2 separate regions of the Homo sapiens genome follow, and region 2 is linked to region 1. A link is a contact called in ENCODE Hi-C data. All regions are on one chromosome and are shown on one strand. Each heading gives the region's core, a stretch centred on a gene start or an enhancer-like site at or near the end of the contact. The rest is flanking DNA. Distances are from core to core; before and after follow the strand shown.

The links. Hi-C counts contacts between places; a loop is a spot of excess contacts on that map. Pooled maps may share reads with other maps.
Region 2: a map of CD4-positive, alpha-beta T cell shows a loop between it and region 1 (12-fold over the local background). The contact joins the promoter of RYBP here to the promoter of KBTBD8 in region 1. A Hi-C loop is called at or near these places in 2 of 168 maps with a recorded cell type or tissue (CD4-positive, alpha-beta T cell and naive thymus-derived CD4-positive, alpha-beta T cell) and 4 of 50 pooled maps.

The regions. Positions count from the first base shown.
Region 1 is chr3:66,996,719-67,002,662 of GRCh38, reverse strand. It overlaps KBTBD8 (kelch repeat and BTB domain containing 8), which reads right to left and starts at 4,356. Exons shown (of 4, transcript NM_032505.3): 1 at 4,292-4,356; 2 at 3,472-3,682. The coding sequence starts at 4,307. RefSeq lists enhancers at 2,536-2,635, 4,599-4,698 and a silencer at 3,939-4,258.
Region 2 is chr3:72,442,313-72,448,699 of GRCh38, reverse strand. It overlaps RYBP (RING1 and YY1 binding protein), which reads left to right and starts at 2,077. Exons shown (of 4, transcript NM_012234.7): 1 at 2,077-2,204. The coding sequence starts at 2,077. RefSeq lists silencers at 1,231-1,640, 1,701-1,760.

The DNA of each region.
Region 1 (5,944 bases), core at 3,107-5,606:
GGCGTGGTGGCACATCCCTGTAATCCCAGCTACTCAGGAGGCTGAGGCAGGAGAATCGCTTGAACCCGGAAGGCGGAGGTTGCAGTGAGCTGAGTGCCAGCCTGGAAGACAGAGTGAGACTCCATCTCAAAAAAAAAAAAAAAAAAAAAAGAATACCTATAAAGGTATCAACATGATACATTAGCATACAAAGAAACAACCTAATAAAAACTTTTCATGTCCTGGTGAAAATTACAAGGCAACTTGTATCCAAAATATATCTTTAAAATGTTCATCTTAGAAAAGCAAGAAGTTCTTTAAAAGTACATATTCTCCACCTACTCCTTTTTAAAACTGTCATCTTTTGAATGCTGCCTTAACCATTATAAGTAATATAATAATCACTTCACTTACCCTTGGAAATTTTGAGAACATTTGCTTAAAAGGAAATACTTCATTTTCTCAAAGATACCATATTTTACCTACCTAAATCTAGACATAAATAAAGATTATGGTAGAGTCAATACATAATGCCTGTTTTAAACAGAGTTTAATAGTTAACTGATTCTTTGAAGATAATGGTTTTTAAAACCCCAAACTTTTACCTTCGAGACCAAGTTGGTTTTTTCTATTATTAAAATATTGTTGCATTTATGGGATTTTCTTGACCGAAACATTAAGCAGCCTGGCTCTTTAAGTATTAGTCACTTGCAAACATCATTTGCCTTTCTTTTCGCTCCTTTAAAGTTTCATTCTAGATGATCCAGACTCATCCTATTTAATTTTTGTGATCTTATGAAAAATGAATTGCAAAGATTTCCAGTCACTTAAAAAATATCTCTCAAATTCATGGAATTAATTTTAAAATGCAGTATGAGAAACACTGGAGGTACAAGGACTCAACTTGCTGCCCAGGTTAATCATCTTCGAGTCCTGTTTTTACTTCTACAATGTACATTTTAATTTAGTATCACACTGGCTTTTTTGATGACTAAAAACTAGATGTTCCTACGTATGTGCTGGTTTTCAATTCAGGTGCTGAAAGACTCACCGATACAGCTACCAATTAAAAAGAAAAATAAAGCCCTGCATTAGGGAGACATTAACTCCCAAAGGAAGACATTACCACATATCCCTTTATCATGGGAACTACTGCTGACTTGAATAGGCTCATCTTACACACAGGAGTGGTCTCACACTTCATGAGTTTTCCTCTGTTCTAGTAAGTTCTTCATGTAAACTCAACATAAATGAAGCCAGGGCACTTCCTCACACAAAATCCAGAGCAGCAAAAAATTTCTAATAATCATACAAATTTCAATTCTGATGAGTTACTGGTATCATGAAACAGCCATTCCAGATTTCCAGCCGTTCTAATTCTTCCACTAGTGATGCAAGACGTAGAAACATTAAGTACGATTTTCTACATCCCACACAGGAAGCAGCGCTGGTACCAAGAAACTTCAGTACAAAAACCTCTAGCAAGAGATCAAATTCTAATCCTTGAGGTTTCTAGCCAAATATCTTTATTTCAATGCACATATCGTATCCCCAGAAAATTTCTCAAGTATTTTTTACTCCTTTTAAAAATTGACTTAACAAAATTAAAGAATTTAAGATTTTAAGGAATCAAGAAAATTAGAAATCTATCATAGCATACTTCTTTTAAAGTAAAATTTTTTTCCAGGTCTTCAAAAATAAAAAATGAAACTGCAAGGTGAAAATGTCATACTTATGTAAAGTTACTAATAAGTATACTTACTAAGTATTATACTTAATAAGTATACTTAATATGTATACATATATCATATTTATTATGTATGCTTACTAAGTATTATACTTAATAAGTATACTTAGTAAGCATACATAAGTATGACATTTAAATGATATAATCCAGATTATTAAATTTCAGTAAGATATAGACATTTTTACTTTGCAGTTTTTGTTTTGTTTTGTTTTGTTTTTGTTTTTACTATTCAAATGCAATATACAATAAAAATGTTTTAAAGGAAACTGTACCAACTCTTGTTCCTTAAGAGTCATATGGCTACTAAGAAGCCTGGCTCTGTAATCAAATGTAGCCTCTGCCATTTACTTGTTGGATAGATGATTTAGGCAGGTTATTAAAACTCAATCTCACTGAGCCTCAGCTTCTTCATAAGTAAAATGGAACAACAACTATGCAGAGATAGGATTATAAAGATTATATAAGGCAATACATGTAAAGTAAGCTTAGCCTAGAGCTTGATAAGTAGTAACTGTGACATATATTTAAACATACAAATGACCTAACCATATCTAATAGATAATCTGGGTAAGTGAATCTCACTAGAAGTTTCCATTACCAGGCCAAACTTCATACCTTCTGCATATGTGAGTTTTTTTTTCTTTCCAGCTCACTGTCTTGCGATGATTAATACTTAGTAGTCCAATGACCTACCCTAGGCAAGTCTAAACGGTTACATCACAAGCATCAGACTGAAGTGACTATATTTAACCCAGTATTCTGAGAAAGAGGAACCAGAAACTACTGTTGGAACATTATATGGTTATGTGCCCTATAAAGGTAAGCACCTTCAAAAGGAAAAATCACATTCAGAGTGTGGTTGATAACTTTACTATTATTTATGCACCACTTGTGAATACTGAAAGGCTTAAAGTGAGCATTTGACACAAAAGAAGTTAAGCCCATGCAGAAAACTGCCTTTTCCACTCATCTTAAAGTAGGAAGTTATTTTTCAGACCCAAGTTTTTAAATTTTACTTTTAAAAGTTTTATAGTAGACAATATAAGTAAAAACAAAAACTTCGTTTAACATACTTCTAGAAATCTTGGATATTATTAATTTGGGGCCTTAGGCACAAAGAAACTATATTCATTCTTGCTTTGACCCCCATAGCATTTAAACAATCTATTGAGTGGTAATTTGTTTTTGAAGGAACATGCTACATGTTTTAAACTATTTTATAAAAGAGTCCCATACACTAAAGAAACATGCATTATGGATAACTTTTTGAAAGAAATTCTAGATCAGCACTGTCCAATAAAATTGTCAATGATGAAAATGCTGTATTTCTGTGCTGCCCAATATGGCAGCCACTAGCTGCAGGTGACCAGCAAGCACTCAAAAAGTATTTAGTGTACCTGGGGAACTAAATGTTTTATTTTATTTAACTTATAATTTAAGTTTAAACAGCCACACATGGCTACTGGCTTCCATACTGACCAGCACAAGTCTAGATTTTCTGGTCATTTACCTCAAACACACACACACAGGCCCACTAACTTAAAAAGCAATCACCCGAAATCTAGAAGAATCCCTCAAGTCAAAAGAAGGTCTTAGTTAAGAGAGGACTTGTTTTCTAGTCTCAAGAAACAAAGTCATTGGTTTCATTTCATTATCGCATCTCAATATAAACATCAAGTGGACAATACTGAGGGGGAAAGGGAGCTTGGTGCAGATACCAACAGAAGTTCCTACCATCATCATACCTGAAGTAAGGGCTGATTGCAGCAAGAACGTTTCTATGACAGGAAAATGTTTTCCCGTGATCCACTTCCACTACAATGTCTGTCAACTGTCCTTCATCGTACATTGTTTTGAGTTGCTTAAGAATACTGCAAGCATGGAAGGGGTCCATGGCATCGCTGGCTGGGTCTGAAGATGGAATCCCATTCGGTGTTGGGGAAGACTTACTTAAATCTAGGAGGAGAAAAATCGTACAACTACAAGAAGTGCCGAGCCAGTTACGGCATCGCGGGATTTTTCTGTTTGTGTGTCTGCTTGCTAGGCTTTTTCCCCCTACAAGATATATACAAATGTCTGTGGATATACGCACGACCTCGTGGGACCGCGAGTTAAGGATCTGGGAGACAGAGGGCGGAGCGCGATCGGCGGAACAAGTTCAAAGGCCAGCCTGCTCCTGCGGAGCCCGGCGAGCCCGGCACCCGTGCTCGCGGAGGAAACGCGCTCGCAGCCCAGGAGAGGCGTCTGCGCGGACTCCGCCGAGAGCCGAGGGCAGAGCCTCACGAGGGAAGCTCGAACAACGGCGGCCGCCGGTGCCCCCTCAAGCCGCCTCCCGCTGCCTCCTGGGGCGCAGCGCCGGCGGGTACCCAGCCTCCCCATCCCGGTCCCGCCGGACCGCCCACCGCCCTCCGCACCATTCATCCTCCCTCTTCTCATTCCCCTCCACCGCTTCATCCTTCCCTCTAGCTCCGCACCGCTACGTCCTCATCCCACTGCCTGTGGCCGGCCCCGGCCCACCTTCCCCCTCACCTCCCTCCACGCCGCCCTGGCCACCACACGACCCACCTGCCGACGCGGCCATTTCTCGATGGGGCCCCGACTCCAGCTATTTAAAAAGGAAATGTCATTTCGCTTCTCTAGCTCCCGGGTTCCGGCTCTTCTAAGCTTCCCCTGGCCAATGGGGTGTCCTGTGCATCTGGCTCCACCCCTAGCCTCCGAATTCCTGGCGCTGATTGGCCACGACGCGAGCACATGCGTGTCGGGAAATGTAGTTTGATTGCCCCGGCTCCCGCGTGGTCCGGGTCGGGCGGAGGCCCAAGCCGGGAATTCCTATTGGCTGATTCGGATGGAGGTGGAGAGCAGGGAGCTGGCCAGCCTGTGGCCGTCGAGCGCGCAGTGCCTGCCGGGAGAGGTAGTCTTCTGGCGGAGGAGAACTGTCATTCTGAGGGGCTGGGGTAGGGAAAGCTCTTCAAGTGCGAATTTCCCCATTTTAGGCCTCTCTCCTGGCCCCCGGCACATTTTTTTACCTTTTTCTTCTTCCGTAAACTTCCTGCCAGTGACTAGCTTCCGGTATGAAATCAAGCTCTGCGTGAGAGCTGTAAAACCAGAAAAATGTGGAAATGGACAGGAGGGCTGTTGTCCAAAAATGCAAAGGAAATCTGACGTCCCACCCTGAAGAAAAATATCACAAGGCCCAAAAGCAAGGCGTCTCTGATGAGTCACCTATGACACCCAATTGAAATAGCATCGCCTTGGCCGGGTGCTCTGGTTTCCACAGATTAACTTGGTCTGGTTACAGCGGCTGCTTAGGATCTTCAACTCCCACTGGTGCCTTGCTTTTCTAGCACACCCAGAGAACACCTGTTCCTCACGTGAACATTACAAGGGGATCCAAGATGCTTTACTTTTTGCTCTTGGGAAATGGAGGGGATACAATACTAAGTATTCCGGAATTTCCTTTGAAAAAATACCGGAATGCCCTGAGCCCGGAGCCAGGGATGATTACTGAAGCCCTGGCTCTTTAGTCACTATATGTGAGAACTGACATAAGACCTTTCAACCCCTGAGCGCTTAGATCCTTCATCTGTAACGTGAAGTAATAGTAATCCGTACTCCATGGATTTCATAGGCTGCAACCTTTTGGAAAGAAAATCAAAATTTTACTGTTGACGAATTTTTATTTACTCATCTTGTGTTTCTAACATCTAACGGGGTGCCTGGCACATTATAGATGTTTCATATTTTAAAAATAAATGTAAGGTGCAAATGAGCTAACATTGGGAATGCTATTTCTAGATGTTAAAATGTAAGGAAGTATCAGCGAATGGGAAGAATTTCTAGTAGACATATAGTTAGCCCGTGTGCATAACTTTTCTAGCACTGAAAAGATCAAACCGTTGAACTTCTTGATAAAGAAAGGATCTTGGAATTTAAATTGTGATTGAGAAAGAGAAATAATTATGAAAAACAATTCAGTTCTGTCTTCTAGGTCTGCTGAGAAATTTAGAACTTAAAATACTATAATCCCATGCAAGTTAACAGGAAGTGGTGTTTCCTCATGACTGGGGTTTCTGCATATACATATGCACTTATAATTTCTTCTTTGTGAATGTCCTGTATGCACGTTTCTGGATAGATGAAATTGACTTAATTTTGGTTACTCATAACTTTATTTTTTCGTTTTTATGATGTTGCTTTCTAATTTATTAAAATGGTAGC
Region 2 (6,387 bases), core at 828-3,327, 5.4 Mb before region 1:
TACCCTTTGGCTTTCTACGGCCCTTTTACCCCTAGAACGCTATCCCTCTCTCTTCCTCTTCCTTCTTTCATCCCTCCCCTAAGGAGGCAGCTGTGGCATTGAGGCCTTGAGAGGTTGCTGACCCTTGCTAAACAGTGTTGCTTCTCCTGGCCCTCCTGGGTGCGCCTGCCTGGAGAGGACACTGCGTGCTGATCAAACTTATTGTTGACACATTCATTCTCTCTTTTATTCTCTCCCTTCTGATCCCTGGACTGATCTCTAGGAATTTCTGCTCCCTGGGTGCTCAGTCTCAGTGAGCTTCCCTGGTGGCAAGCCCTGATATGCTTCCCTTCCATGGGGCAGTCCTGATAACAACCTATTTTATATTTGCATATAAACCTGGCTGAGGGTCTGTCTTAACTCCAATCCCCCCACCCCCGGGCCCCAACTCCTAGCAGCATTCTAAGACTCCGTCCCTCCCCTAACCTGGGGCTTCAGCACAGCCGCGTCTGTGTCTTTTATCATCTGGGGTCGTCCTCCTACCAGATCTCCCTGCCTGAGGACAGAGGGTCCTGAGTCACGTTCAAGTCAATTTGGCAAGCGTTTTTGGAGCAGGGCAGAAAGTGAAGGGCACTACCCTGTTCCTCGACTTCAAAAATCGAACGCGGGGGAAATGGTGCACAATTCAGGCCCAGTTATAATAGCTCCTAATACCCAATATCTTGTTTTGGTCCTTCGTGAATACCAGGCATCCATCAGCGAACCTTCCATGCCTGATTTCTCCGAATATTCAAAACAACCCTGGGAGGATGAGCCCCATTTTGGAGATGAAGGAGCTGAGGCACGAGGTTTTAATGCGGGCATGTGGTCGCCAGAATTTGAATAGCAACTTCCCTAAGGAAACGCCCTATTTAGACTCTAGGGGAGAGGAGGATCCCAGGAGGAGTCCGCCAGCAGAAGCTCAGAGTCTGGCCTGGGGGCATTTAGTTATGCCACGCCCTTTCTCTACTGTTCCCTCCCGCGACAGGGGCCTGACAGGGAGTGGGGCTTCGGGCCAGCGTCTCGGCCGGACGCAGGGACTTCAGAAGAGGCAAATACAAAGCTCCGCATGGCAGAGGAACAGAGGGGCGCGGGGGAACGCGGTCCAAAGGTGGACCTTGTCGGCCCCTGGGCACTGCAAGCCTCGAGGCGCTGCGAGCGGTGAGGCTGTTGCAAGCTCCCGCGGCGCGCGCAAACTGCGTGGAACTACTTCCCCGGGGCGGCTTCGGGGCCGGGGTCCCGGCAACAGCCTCACGGGGCGCCGTGCGGGGCCCGAAGCCAGTTGCCAGCTCCCGGGCGCGGCCACGTGCGCCCCGCCGGGCTTGCACGCTCCGCCGCGCCGGGCCGCGGGGCCACCGACAGGCACGCGCGCCCCCAGCGCGCACACACTCCCGGGCACGCACACCGACCGCCCGGCCCACGTCCGCCACGCCCCGCCTTCCCCCGCGCCCCGCCTCCGCCCTCGCGGCGCCGGCCGCCGCCCTCCCATTGGCCGCACGGCGCGTGACGCGCGGCGCCAGGCCCCGCCCCTCGTCAGTCACTCGGCGGAGGCGGCGCTGGCGGGGACTAGTCTCGTCCGGAGACTGTGATGGATTTAACCAGGTGGGGAGGGAGGGAGGGCGCGAGCTTGGGAGTGGAGAGGGAAGGAGCCGGCCCACTCCCCGTCGCCGGCCTCGGGCTGCCCCTGCGCGCCCCCTCCAGATCCGGCCCGCGGCTCCCCTCCCGGCCCCCCCAGCCCCACGCTCAAGTCCACAAGTCCGCCCGCTTCCTGCGCCCGCCGCGGCCCTTCCCGGGGCGCCGCCGCCACCGCCTGGTGTGCGAGGCTATCCGGCCCGGGCCCGGGGCTTGCAGGGTGCCAGTGGGGGCGCCCGGTTCCCTTCCTCGCTCTCTCTTCCAGTCCCCGGAAAGGGTGGGTGGGTGGTCTCCCGAGCGAAGTTTCCAGCACTGGATTCCTGCGAAATTACGACGGCTCACCCGCGTCTGTGTTTTGCTGTCTCTCCCCCGTTTTCCTGCTCCCTGCCTCTTCCCTCCCTTTTCCCCCACTCTCCACTCCTCGGAAGGCCAAAAAGACAAGCGAAACCTGCCGCAGACGAAGGGTTTTGGGATTGTAGCGTCTGCACCTTCAGAAACAGTGCTGAAGCCTTTAAATGCAGCATCTGCGATGTGAGGAAAGGCACCTCCACCAGGTACTTGAAGATCTGTGTTACCTTTTGTTAAAGGACTTTTTTTTTTTTTTTTTAAGTGAGAGGGTAGTGAGCCTTACTTTCTGCCCTTTTTCCAACTTGTTGATTACGGCTTTTTTTGTATTTGCGGGTGGGTTGTGTGTGTTTTTGGGTTGAGTGTATTAAGTGTTGGGTGAAAAGCCTTGTGTTCGCTAAATGATTTATGGGAGGGAATTTTTCCAGGTTTTCATTTTATTTCAAACGGACACTGGATTTATTTGACACTTGTGTCTATTGGCTTATTGGTATTGGCTGGGGAAGAGAGGAAGCAGTACTATCGCTATGGATTGTAGGACATAGATGTTTTATATTTTTGCCATGTGTAGAATGGTTTTAATTTGCCTGTCCCGAGTTACTTTTCTCTTGTCTGAGAAATTTAGTGGGGGTAGTAAGGCTGGCTGTGCTTTTCCTGTCTTGAGCTGCAAATGTCTGTTACTTTCTTGCACTTGAAAATAAATGTCGGTATTTGATAAAGTAAGTGCATTTTGTGGGAGACTGAGCTGTCAGTTTTTTTTTTCTTTGACTAGCTTATGTGGGGTGGTGATGGGGGACGATTTTGTAAAATGGTGAAATGAGCAGTGACTGTGGAAGTTTGTGTTTAAAGCTCTGTGATGATGAAAAGAATGTTGAAAGAATTCCTTTTCATTTTGATGAAGGTCGTAAACTGCATGTGATGTTAAAACGAGTTAACTACTTTAGATTTAACATTCATAAATACTTGGATAAAATGTCAAGACTCATGTAGTCTTTTGGTCATCTTTTAATTTATGTCTGAATTTGTTTCATTGGCGTTAGAGTTTGAAGTTAAACTGTTCTTGGTGTCATTTAATGAACAGGCATTGGGTGTGTGTGTGAGACAAGAATGAGTTTTTGGTGGATCCTTTAGAACATTACAGTTGATTGCCAAAAGTCTCATTTTATCAGGTACTTATTTTTGAATTGGTGACATTTCAGTGTGACTGTGTAGTAGTACTTCACAGTTCCAACTGGATATTGTTCTTTGATTAGATGAATATGTCATGTTAAGGTTTCATTGGTTTATTTATACTTGGGATTAAATAGGATTATTGGGCAACCTAAAATAATCTAACTCTGAGATTAATTGGCCTAATTATTGTTTCTGTGAATTGCACTCTTTAAATGATGATACCTTTGAATAAAAATAATCAAAAACTAAAAATATTACTCCATACGTTGTTTTAAGAAATTTTTGTCGGTGTTTTGTATTATCATGGAATATATCTAAAGTAAAAAACACGCATCAGTAGTTTCATAGATTTTGTTTTGCTGTCTAAAATAGGGAATTCCATCAAATGGCATGAAAGTTTTTAGAAATGTATTTGTTATTTAAAGCAGTAGTGATTGTATATTATTTATGAGTAATGTTTTTTACATGTAGAAGCCCTCAGAGGCCAAACCTCTTTATTGTGGTTTTGCTTTGAGTGTTACCGTAGATGGTGTTCAAGTAAATGATTAGGAAACTCCTAAGAACTTGAGAACATTACTGGTGAAGAGAAACGTAAACCAAATTCAAAAGTTTATGTCTGATTTATCGCTGGGAATGATTATCTCATAATGAAGTGCATTTCAGCTTTTAACATGTATTTTAAAAAACCTTACTCATCAATTTTTCGGAAGCACATGGAAGGTGTTGACTTTTAAAAAAGGTATGTATGTATGTTTAAAGTTTTTTCAGAGCCGCAGATGACTGTTGAAACTTAGTTAAAACTACTGAATTATTTACAGTGAAAATATTTTAGAGTCTATTCAGGAACAGGGAAAGGCGTCTACTTTAAGGGTCTTCGAGTAATTTTCTGATGTCATTTAATAGAATTTGAATACAGATTTAACAGGTGTGAGGACTGAAAACTGTGTGCATTCATGACACTCTTAGCTGGCCACAGTTGGTTTCATTTTGGTTATTGTCAATATTTTGGTGTTTTAGATCTATTCAGAAGTCATCGTTGGTTGGAATGCAAATAACGTTTTGGTTTTCCTACATTATGAACAGGTTTTATGTGGAGAAGTGAGTTTGACAGGTTTTCATCCTATCCTGTCTTGTGTGTTAACTGTTGGTTAATCCCTTTGTGATACTGGTTACTGCCATGTTTTTTTCTTGGCCCTCTTGTATTTTTTTTGTACCTCAAAAGTTTGAGTATGAACTTGACATTTTCTATCTTGTGTAGTTTTAATCAGACTTGGTATAGATTGATGGCAGTAGAAAACTTGTGTTTTGGATGCTGGGTAATAGGCAATATTTGTGATTTTTAGAATAATTTGTTTCGTGGCACAGAAATTGTATTTTATTGCTCTGAGCTGGTGTTATGTATTTTAACAATTCTAGCTAGTTGGCTAGCCGGTGGTTATTTTGCAGTTTTTGATCATTCTCATCACTGTCACCTTCATCTACCAGTCAACCAAGGAAACCACCTATGACTTAGTGGTAGGCCAGTATGATAGAGAACTATATTTGCCCTTTGAGGGTAGAATTGATATTGCTGATGTGATTGGGAAAATACTGCCATTCGTCTGAAGAACACTTATTAAATTCGTAGGATATGAAAGATGCTGCTGAAGGGATTGGAGAGAGGAGAGGGGAGTGTTAAAATGTTGATAAGCCGTGTATGGGAATGACCATAATTCCAATTATAAAGGCTGTACGGAAGCAGGGGTCTGGCTTAGGGAATCAGTTAGAAGGATTCCTTCTTCTCCACTTCTTTTGGACAAGGAGAATTAAAAAATCACCTGTCACCTTTTCACTATTACCATGTACGTCAGATATTTTTAGTTCTGCAGGTGGAATTGTTAAGGTGATTGAGAATGAGGTCTTTTTTTTCTTTTTGGAGCAGCAATAGAGCAGAATGAAAGGTGAGATGGTCTTAAGGAATCTGTTAAGGGAAGAAGGTGGCCTAGGCTGTGTGGAGGTTCAGGGGCAGCAGGAGAGATCTATATTTTAGATGTATTATCAGTATGTGTTGGGTGTCTTTGGTTTTTTGATAAACTTGTTTTTCTAACTAGACTGTCCACTCTTTGTGCCTTTTCTGGTTATATATATATCCTTTTGTTTGGAGACAGGGTCTTTCTCTGTCACCCAGGCTGGAGTGCAGTGGCATGCTCATGGCTCACTACAGCCTCAACCTCCGTGGCTCAAGCGATTCTTCCACCTGAACCTCCTGAGTAGCTGGGACTACGGGTGTGCACCATCACATCCGGCAAAGTTTTGTAATTTTTGTAGAGACAAGGTTTCGCCCTGTTGACCAGGCTGGTCTTGAACTCCTAACCTCAAGTGATCTTTCTGCCTTGCAGGAGTGAGTGATAATTTACTTATAACACCCATTGTAAGTCTGCAAATCAGTGATTTCTAGTCATTTTAAAGAGTTGTGCAGCCATCACGGCAACCCAGTTTTAGAACATTTCCATCATGTCAAATGGTTTCGTTATATCCGTTCTGTAAGTCTAACAGAACAGAATGGAGAAGTCATGGGCAACAGGTTGCTTCCCTACCATGCTGATGTACCCTGAGCCTTTCAAGGTAGAAAATAAAAGTGCATGTTAGAATGTGTGTGTAAGGTGGCAAGTGGCTGGGGGAGAAACACTATCCCTTTCTTAAGTGGTAAAGTAGTATTTCCCATCCTGCTTTGCCAGTCTCAAGAAAGAGGATACCGGCTTTTAAAAGTAGAAGAAAAAAACTACAAATGCATGAATGTACCCAACTGTGTGTGTTTTTTTTTTCTTTGTATTTTCCACCTTCCTACACTTCCAGCTGATGTTTTTTTTGTTGTGGTGGTGGTTTTTTTTTTTTTTTTTTAAATGAAGAGACAAGGTCTTGCTATGTTGCTCAGGTTGGTCTTGAATTCCTGGCCTCAAGGGATCCTCCTCCATTGGCCTCCCAAAGTGCTGGGATTTGCCCAGCCCCTAACTGTTGTTTTGTTAAGTTGCATTTCTCAAGATTGGGCAGAGTAGCTTCCTAGACTTGGTGATTTAATTTTACTTTTCTTGTCTTGTTATTTCTCTGCATTCAATGTTACCTTAATTGTAAAATAAAAATTACCAAGACATTGCTGAATATAGTTGTTGATTAGTGTTCCCTTGATAGTAGTCCTGCATTTTTACTTTCAGCTACTGCTTAATCACATTCATTTGCAAA